Regions from separate parts of the Homo sapiens genome. Here region 1 is linked to region 2. Evidence: chromatin contacts called from ENCODE Hi-C or POLR2A ChIA-PET data. All regions are on one chromosome and are shown on one strand. Each heading gives the region's core, a stretch centred on a gene start or an enhancer-like site at or near the end of the contact. The rest is flanking DNA. Distances are from core to core; before and after follow the strand shown.

Region 1 (4,228 bases), core at 1,595-4,094, 55 kb before region 2:
TAGGTGCCATTTACTAAACTAGGGTACAGTGAAGAGATCTGGTGGGGAAAATTTATAAGGTGAAACTGAGGTGCTTGTGAGACATCCAGGTACAGATAGATTCAGAGAACTGGATAAATGGATCTGTCACTTAAGAGAGAGATCTGGGTTGGTAACAGATTCGGGAAACATCAGCTGGCAGGTCAAAAATGGTTTAACACTGGTAAAATTTCATATGGTTCAACCTAACAAAGAGAAGTTGAAGTCTTAAGAGGGACAGTGTGGTCAGTGAATCAAAGTCCAATGAGAAAACTCCTTGCAACACTAGGAGTAAAGAACATAAGAAAAGGAGAATGAGACAGAATGGTAGAAGTAGAAGAGAAACCAAAAAAAAATTTTTTTTTTTTTTTGAGATGGCGTTTTGCTCTTGTTGCCCAGGCTAGAGGGCAATGGCGCGATCTCGGCTCACTGCAACCTTCACCTCCCAGGGTCAAGCAATTCTCCTGCCTCAGCCTCCCTAGTAGCTGCAATTACAGGCAGGTGCCACCATGCCTGGCTAAGTTTGTATTTTTAGTAGAGACGGGGTTTCTCCATGTTGGTCAGGCTGATCTCGAACTCCCAACCTCAGGTGATCCGCCCGCCTTGGCCTCCCAAAGTGCTGGGATTACAGGCATGAGCCACCGCACCCAGCCAACCCAAAAGTTTCAATACCATCTTCTAACTTTGACATCTAGCACTTACCAAGTGCTTAAAAGTGTCTATTAAATTAATTCTCAACGGTTTCACAGATGCTATAATATCAACTGTAACTACATACTTCAGAGAGTACCATCACACTAAATTCCATACGGTTGGAGCTCCAACACCACTGGACACTATTTATCAGACTATATATATATATATATATTTTTTTTTTTTTTTTGAGACAGAGTCTCGCTCTGTTGCCCAGGCTGGAGTGCGGTGGCGTGATCTCCGCTCACTGCAAGCTCTGCCTCCCGGGTTCACGCCATTCTCCTGCCTCAGCCTCCCAAGTACCTGGGACTACAGGCGCCCACCACCACGCCCAGCTAATTTTTTGTATTTTTAGTAGAGATGGGGTTTCACCGTGTTAGCCAGGATGGTCTCGATCTCCTGACCTCGTGATCTGCCCGCCTCGGTCTCCCAAAGTGCTGGGATTACAGGCGTGAGCCACCATGCCTGGCCCAGAATATAATATTAATGATACTCCTTGGGGTTGTATAAGACAATAATTGTAACCATCATCAGGAACCAATAACCTTTGTAATCCTGCTTGTTACCACAAGTGCCACCAGTAGACCTAGGCCTCAACTAAAATAGGAAGAAAGAGAAAAGGGGAAAAATGAAACACAATCAGAAAGATAAATCTATGGAAGAAGCATACAGCCAATGCCCTCAGGTGACCAATCTTCAGTGTTTCCAAGGCCAGCTCATTTCTTTCTAGACTGCAGATAAGTATCCCTGCCAACCTATTTCATTAACTTGTTGCGAAAAGTAAATTAAATCAAACATGCAAAAGCACTTGGTCAAGATTTAAACACTAAATGAATGTCAACAAGTATTGTTATTAAGGGCTCCCTACTCATCTGCAAAGCTTTGAGGGACAATGACCATATGAGTTTAATCACCCCTCACGTCTTTATAGGGCTTTAGAGTTCATGATACACTTCTAAACACACTATCTTAGTGCCTCAAGCGCTGGGTTAGTACTTCTCCCCTGTTCACAGAGGCCCTAATATTAGGCTGAACTACATGAAGTTGCCGCTTTATAGAACAAAAATGGTCTAAATATTGGCAATTTCATATGGTTCAAGCTAATACAGTTCTAAGGAAATTGTACATAATTATAAACAACATAGCTGGCTGACTTTAGAACTCAGGCTTTCTGATTCCTGGCTAGTCTAGGACTCTTCATGACTAAAAGGAGACTCATTTTTGATTCAGAAAGCAAGGAGTCAAAGGAGGTTCTGTGTCAAATCACACTGGGCTGTTTGTTCTGCTGGAACAGGTATTTTAAAAAATGTGATCCCTTACTGGATTCTCACAGTACTGTCCCCGAGGGTAACAGGATGGTAAAGAATACATTCAGAGGGCACCTACCGTATGCTAAAGCATATCTCATAATCATTTCATTTGATCCTCCCAATTACATATCATGACTCCCAGTTTAAATATGAGCAGTCTGAGGCTCAGACAAGTTAAGTGTCTTGCCCAAGGTCACATTGCTATTAACTGGTAGGGCGAGCAAATGCAGAAGGAAAACCCAGAACTGTCCAACTCTAAAACCTGGCCCATTTAAGTCAACCTGCTTCTCGGGAAGTTTTACAACTATCCCCATGTGGAAGAAGGGATGAAACGACTCGCCCAAGGTCACACGGCTAGCAAGCCATAGAACAAGAGTCCCTGACCTCAGGTCTCGTCCGTAGCCGCTCTTGTTCTAGTTACTGTCGATGAGATCCTGAAAAGGAGGGAACGGAAGAAGGAATCTAAATGTAAATCAAACGCAATGTGGTAGGCGAAATCGGTGCCCTCACAGCATCCGGCAAAAGGTGAAAGCGACCCAGGAGTACCTGAGCTCCAGGTAACCGCCCTGCCCGCTGGGCTTGGGACAAGCCGGCGGGCGAGGTGCCTCCCAGGCCAACAAGAGACCCTGGCCCAGGGGACAGTCTTCTGTTCCCTTTTCCCTTGCCGGACCTGCAGCTTTCCCAGGGCCCGCTCCTTCAATCCACTCCCCTCTCCGCCCCAGAGAGACCCGGTCTCTAAGCCTCACCCTGGCTGTGCCCCCGCCGCCGCTACCACGTCCCCTTCGATATCCACATCCGCCTCTTCAGCCGCCATGATGGGACCTGACCCCGTCCGTCCTCCCGAGAGATCCCGCGAGACGAAGATGGCCCGGGGGCAGGGCCTAACGCGTCACGGGGCGGGATTGAAGCGTCGTCCGGCCCCTCCCGTGCCGGGAGGCGGGGTTTCCAGAGCAAAGGCGCCCCCAGAGGCCTGGGGCTTGGTCCTTTCTAACTTGTTGACATGTAGAGACCTTGGGAAGTGGCCCACGCCTGAGCTTTTTTTTTTTGAGAGGGAGTTTCACTCTTGTTGCCCAGGCTTGGGTGCAATGGCGCGTATCTCAGCTCACTGCAACCTCCACCTCCCGGGTTCAAGCGATTCTCCTGCCTCAGCCTCCCAAGTAGCTGGGATTACAGGCATGCGCCACCACGCCCGGCTAATTTTTGTATTTTTAGTAGATACAGGGTTTCACCATGTTGCCCAGCTGGTCTCGAACTCCCGACCTCCCGACCTCAGGTGATCCGCCCGCCTCGGCCTCCCAAAGCTCTGAGATTACAGGCGTGAGCCACCGCGCCCGGGCCCTCCTGAGCTTCTAAGAGCTTCTGTTCTTGCACACATTCTTTGGGACCTCACTGCTCTCACTGATAAAATGGGGATAACAGCAGTATCTTTCTGGACTGATGAAAAAGTCAAGCTAGACCCGCTTTGTGAACTGAAGGTTGCATACCTGCTGGTTATTTAAGTCTCTCTCTTTGTTTTTTAAAGAAAAGGGTCGTGCAGCACTTATGTGAAGTCGTTCAGCATTTCACCTAAGTGCTGAACAACTTTTATTTTAAAATTCAACAAATATTTAAGAATATAACTTATGATTGTGTAATTTATTTTGTAGACGTCTTTGCAATTTAAAAATCACGCTCATGACCATTAATCCTTACAGTGTCCCAGTGAGGTAGGCAGAGCTAATATCACCAGTTATACTTTACAGGTGAGGTAACTGAGGCCTGGAGAGCTGAAATGACTGTCCAAGGACAGGTAGCTTCAAAGACAGAGCCAGGAGTAGAATCCAGGCTTTGTTGACCCTCTACTGAGTGCTCACCATGTAACAATCATGTTGTTAGAAATTGGAGGATAAACACCACTTCTGTCTAGTTTATAGTTTCTCAAGAAATTAGATACTGACAGCCAGATGCGGTGGCTCACACCTGTAATCCCAGCACTTTGGGAGGCCAGGGAGGGCGGATCACAAGGTCAGGAGTTCGAGACCAGCCTGACCAACATGGTGAAACCCCGTTTCTACTAAAAATACAAAAATTAGCTGGGCGTAGTGGTGGGCAACTGTAGTCCCAGCTACTCAGGAGGCTGAGGCACAAGAATCGCTTGAACCCAGGAGGCAGAGGTTGCAGTGAGCCGAGATCACGCCATTGCATTCCAGCCTGGGTGACAGAGCGGG
Region 2 (4,156 bases), core at 920-3,419:
ACTGCTTCAGAACAGTCAACTCTTCCACGCTGTTGCTAAGAGACGGGGGAGGTGGGGAGGCATTCATCCCTTGAACAAAAGGGAGGGGAAAAACACGAACAGACATGAACTCTAAGTTTTGGAAATGATTTCATGGACTCCTATTTTCTGAACGTTAGTGTCTTTGGAGACATTTTCATGTGTTGAGTTCCTACTGTGTGCTATGTGTGGCTCAAGGCACTGGGGAGAGAGCAGTGGACAAAGTCCCTGTTTTCATGGAGCTTCTATTGGATTTGGTCTTCTCCTTTGATGTTGAGGGGACTGACTGAGGTCCTCAGAAGGGAAGAACTTGCCTAAGAACTGAAGGCAACCTATTGGCAAAGCTGATATTTGAATCCAGGCCTCCTAAATCCAAGATCGAGACTTTTTCCATATACTACATTTTACAAAAGAGATTCATCTGCAGCAGATTTTAACGTTAGCTAGGACTTAAGTACCTCAGCTAGGTCAAGGTCCATTCACTGGAGATTTCTGCAAATGAGTCCAAAAAAATGATGTTTTTTTAATTTCAAGTGTCCCACGGAGAAGTTTCATATTTATTCAGAGTCCTTGTCTTCCATTATTACACCTAGTTGAATGAAACTGTATAGTATGAAAGGAGGTAGGGAGAATCAAAACAGGAAAAAGATTTGGGTATCTCATAACTGCTGAAAATTAGCAAGACATGGAAGTCAAGAGATCTGGGTGCAGAAGCAGTTTCTACTTCTTCCTACCTGTGACCTTACCTCTTTAGGCCTGTTTTCCCACCTATAACATGAGGGATTGCATTATAATAATCTCAGCATTCTTCTCCAGCTCTAAATTTATGATGAGTCACCCAACAGTGCCATGCAGTGAAAATAGCCCTAAGGCCCTAAGATGTAATTTCAGAGAGTGACTGTGGTTCAAAGATGAAAAACTGAGTGTTAATTGCCCCTTCTCCTGTGCTCCCATGGTCCTAGGGCAGGGTGCTGCTGTAGTGCACATTCTGCTGTGCATGCTGAGAAGCTGGCTCCGGGTCTGCACCAGCAGAAAGGTCTGTGCTTATGGAGGGTGAGCACTGTGTCCTGTGCACTGCCACGTGACTGTTTTTGTAGGCCTTTCTTCCCATCAGACCATGACTACTTTGATGGCAGGGACCATGTCTTATTTATCCTTCTGCCTTAGTGCCTGCCGCTGAGTAGTCTGTAGATGTTTACAGAGTGAAGGAATCAATGAATAATGACTGAGTGAGAAAACTATACTTTTTCAGGGTCAATAAAGGAAATAGCACAAGAGAATCTCCCCTGATAAACTTGTCAAAGTGATCCCAGAATTAAACATTCAGGCTGGAGAGGTTATTAGTGACTTGCTTAAGGCCACATTGTTTAAAAGCAGCAAAGCTAGGACTCCTTTCCTCTCTCCTTTTCTTTCTTTTATTCAGTACCCCAAAAGGGTGTTTGGCTCCAGCATTGAACACAGGTGACTTTGAATAACAATTTATCGGAACAAGATGAATTTTGAAGCAGGTAGGAGGGTGGCTTTTGAGTCTGACAGATGTGGGTTCAAATCCTCTGGGGCCGCTGACTATCAGTGTGATCTATGGCAACTTAACCTCCCGGAAGCTCAGTTTCCTCGTGTGAAAAGTAGAAGTGATAACATCTCCACCATCTCCCTTGCAGGCTGCTTCTGTGGGGTCATTTGAAGGCTTATGGTTAACCCAGATAAGAGGTAGGATGGGAGTTTCTAACACAAGTCTCTTACTGTCCTGCACGATTTGTTGCTTCAGAGAAATGGGGTCTTCTCTATCTTTTTTGAAATTCCATTGTTGGCTTAGACAATGAGTAGCCTTCTGTGTATGTGATGTACATTCTCCCCCAGACCTACTGTTATGTATTTTCCAGCCTACTGAGGTAGTCCAGGCCCATTCACTATACACATCAGTGTGTGCTGGCTTGTGTTTTTACCCTTTCTGCAGCTACAGCCTGAACTAAGACTGGGTCCTTGCAGCTCTCCAACACATGATTGCTGCCTGCCAGAACCACAGACCTTTCTCGGGACTGGCACGAATTTCAGCCAACAGAGCCTGCACAGAAACACATGGAAAAGGCTTCCGGTGGAGCTTACTGTGAGTCACAGACAGCCATAGTTGCACTGGATAGAGAGCTGGCAGATGCCATCAGCATATGCCCTTAGAAACTTTGGTTGTTTTGTGGCCTGGAGAAGAGCCCAGAATTATGGAGCCTAAGAGGCAGCACCTCTGCTTTCTGAAGAGGAAGCCGTAGTGCCGTGGACTTCACCACGTGCACAGTGGCTGCATCCAGACCTGAATGCCCCTCTCATTACTCACCGGAAGTGAGCTTTGAACACTTCACACAGGAAGATGACTCGCTCCTCCAACAAGATGCAGAAAGTCTTTCCAAGCAAATGACTTGAAGTGTTTAAATATTCTGTTTCTTAGTCTGCTTTTTTTCTGTTAAATCCTTCAGCTTGAATGAGCACCTTTATCTGCAAATTGATCTGGTTGTAGCATCCCTTGACCATGTAGGTGGATTTTTAATTTGTACTTAAGGCCAGTTACAATATGCCATCTGCAACTCTGCTCCCTTTATGCTCCTGTAGCACTGCTATAGAGAGGAAGGGTTTGTCGTAGCAATGGGAAATAAAACAATGAGCATACAACTTTTACAATTGGAAATGAAGAAGCATAAAAAAAAATAACGGCTGATATTTGTTATCGGTCAGGCCTGAGTATGAGAATTATGGGTCTCTAACATGCCTGAATTAGCAAGAGGATGAAATTGCAAGAAGGCAGGCTGGAGAACAACCTCTTGACCCCACTCAGCATTTTGGAGCATGGCAGCTTAACAGATCCAACACAGAAAACAAGGGAATGGGTTAGTCTGGTGCTCATTCTCAAAGGTAGATGTGTCTGAAGTGAGAACTCTTGTTTGCATTCTCTGGAACCAAGTAGGGATCTGTCATCTTTTGGGAAGATCTGTCCTTCCTCAGCAGGTGTCCCATCAGCAAGGACAAAATCTGGAACCCAGATTCCAGGGAAAGAAACTAAGAAGAGCTAGGCATGGATCCAGGCCATTCAACAATAGGCTAGGGACAACAGCAGGCTCTGAGCTCAGGGAAGGGACGCTTGGGCAGAAACTAGTCTTACGGGATTGGGGAAGGTAGCACAGTATCACAGGGAGAGCATGTCTTTGGACTTGAAGAGACATAGATTATAATCCCAGTTTTGGTGCTTACTAGCTATGTGATTGCAGGTAGGTCAGTTTCCTTCATGGGACTCATCTGCAAAATAATTCTTACAGAGGCATCATAATACCCAAGATCATAGTCAAATAAACTTGGAATAGAAACTCTGGCCCATCATTTATGAACCATTAGTTCCTTAACTTTTGTCCTAACCTTCCTTAAGCCTCAGTTTTCCTATCTGTAAAAAGGAGATAAGATTACTTATCTTAGATCTAGTGTGAGGATTAATTGAAACATTGCAAGTACAATACTCAGCATAAGGCTCAGAACACAGAACACATTCCATAAATGGTGCTATGATTGGTCCTGGGATATTGGCTCCTGGTCTGGTTGGCAGTGAAGGCAAGGAAAACATGTGTGTGGGATATGCTGACAGTTTAGGGGATGTCCTAGAGTTTCCCATAGTTGTCCCAGTCAGTTTGATCTTGGTATTATGCACTAGGCTGTGTACTGTTTGGCCCCAGTTAAGATTCCAGGTCTGAGAACATTTTTGAAGCCCCTAGATGGATGGGCTGAGGTGATGAAAGAGGTAACTTTGATATGAACTATGCCTCAATAAGTGGGTTCTGCAAACTGGGGAAGGCAGGGCTGAAGCTGACAGCTTTATAGTTCAAAGAGTGTTTTCCCAAATATGATTTAATTTAATTTAACCCTTATAGCTTGCATCACCAAAATTGTCCCCAAATGAAGAAACAAAGATCCTGAGAGGTTCCCTAAGTGGGAGTCAGTGCTGGTACAGGGTCCTGAACTTGGCAAGACTGCAAAACCATGCTCCACCTGTGTCGCAGCAAGGCTGTGGTGTCTGTCCCAATGCAGTAGTCAGTGAGGATCTGCTCTCTGCTCAGTCCTGTGGAGGAGGCTCATAGTGTTGACCCTGTTCCTGCCCTATATA

Evidence for each region. A loop is a pair of places that touch in the nucleus more often than their neighbours do. ChIA-PET counts read pairs that join two places held with the same protein, here RNA polymerase II (POLR2A). Pooled maps may share reads with other maps.
Region 1: a loop to region 2 is called in a pooled map, with 3 times the contacts of the local background. The contact joins the promoter of MYSM1 here to the enhancer-like site in region 2. A Hi-C loop is called at or near these places in 3 of 168 maps with a recorded cell type or tissue (CD8-positive, alpha-beta T cell, IMR-90 and mammary epithelial cell) and 11 of 50 pooled maps. POLR2A ChIA-PET finds 5 or more read pairs at or near these places in 9 of 52 experiments (A673, BJ, H1 and 6 more).

What each region holds. Positions count from the first base shown.
Region 1 is chr1:58,697,218-58,701,445 of GRCh38, forward strand. It overlaps MYSM1 (Myb like, SWIRM and MPN domains 1), which reads right to left and starts at 2,845. Exons shown (of 20, transcript NM_001085487.3): 1 at 2,768-2,845. The coding sequence starts at 2,835. RefSeq lists enhancers at 2,340-2,399, 2,610-3,019.
Region 2 is chr1:58,753,387-58,757,542 of GRCh38, forward strand. The region is part of intron 6 of LOC112268263 (a long non-coding RNA gene); the gene reads left to right. Among named protein-coding and RNA genes, the nearest start is that of JUN, 29 kb to the right of the region's middle. RefSeq lists an enhancer at 1,616-2,815. Within about 2 kb of position 2,170, at least 28 of the 41 ENCODE cell types and tissues checked have a DNase peak (open chromatin) inside an H3K27ac peak, as active enhancers do; they include CD8-positive, alpha-beta T cell, HCT116, IMR-90 and 1 more, where a contact is called at or near this core.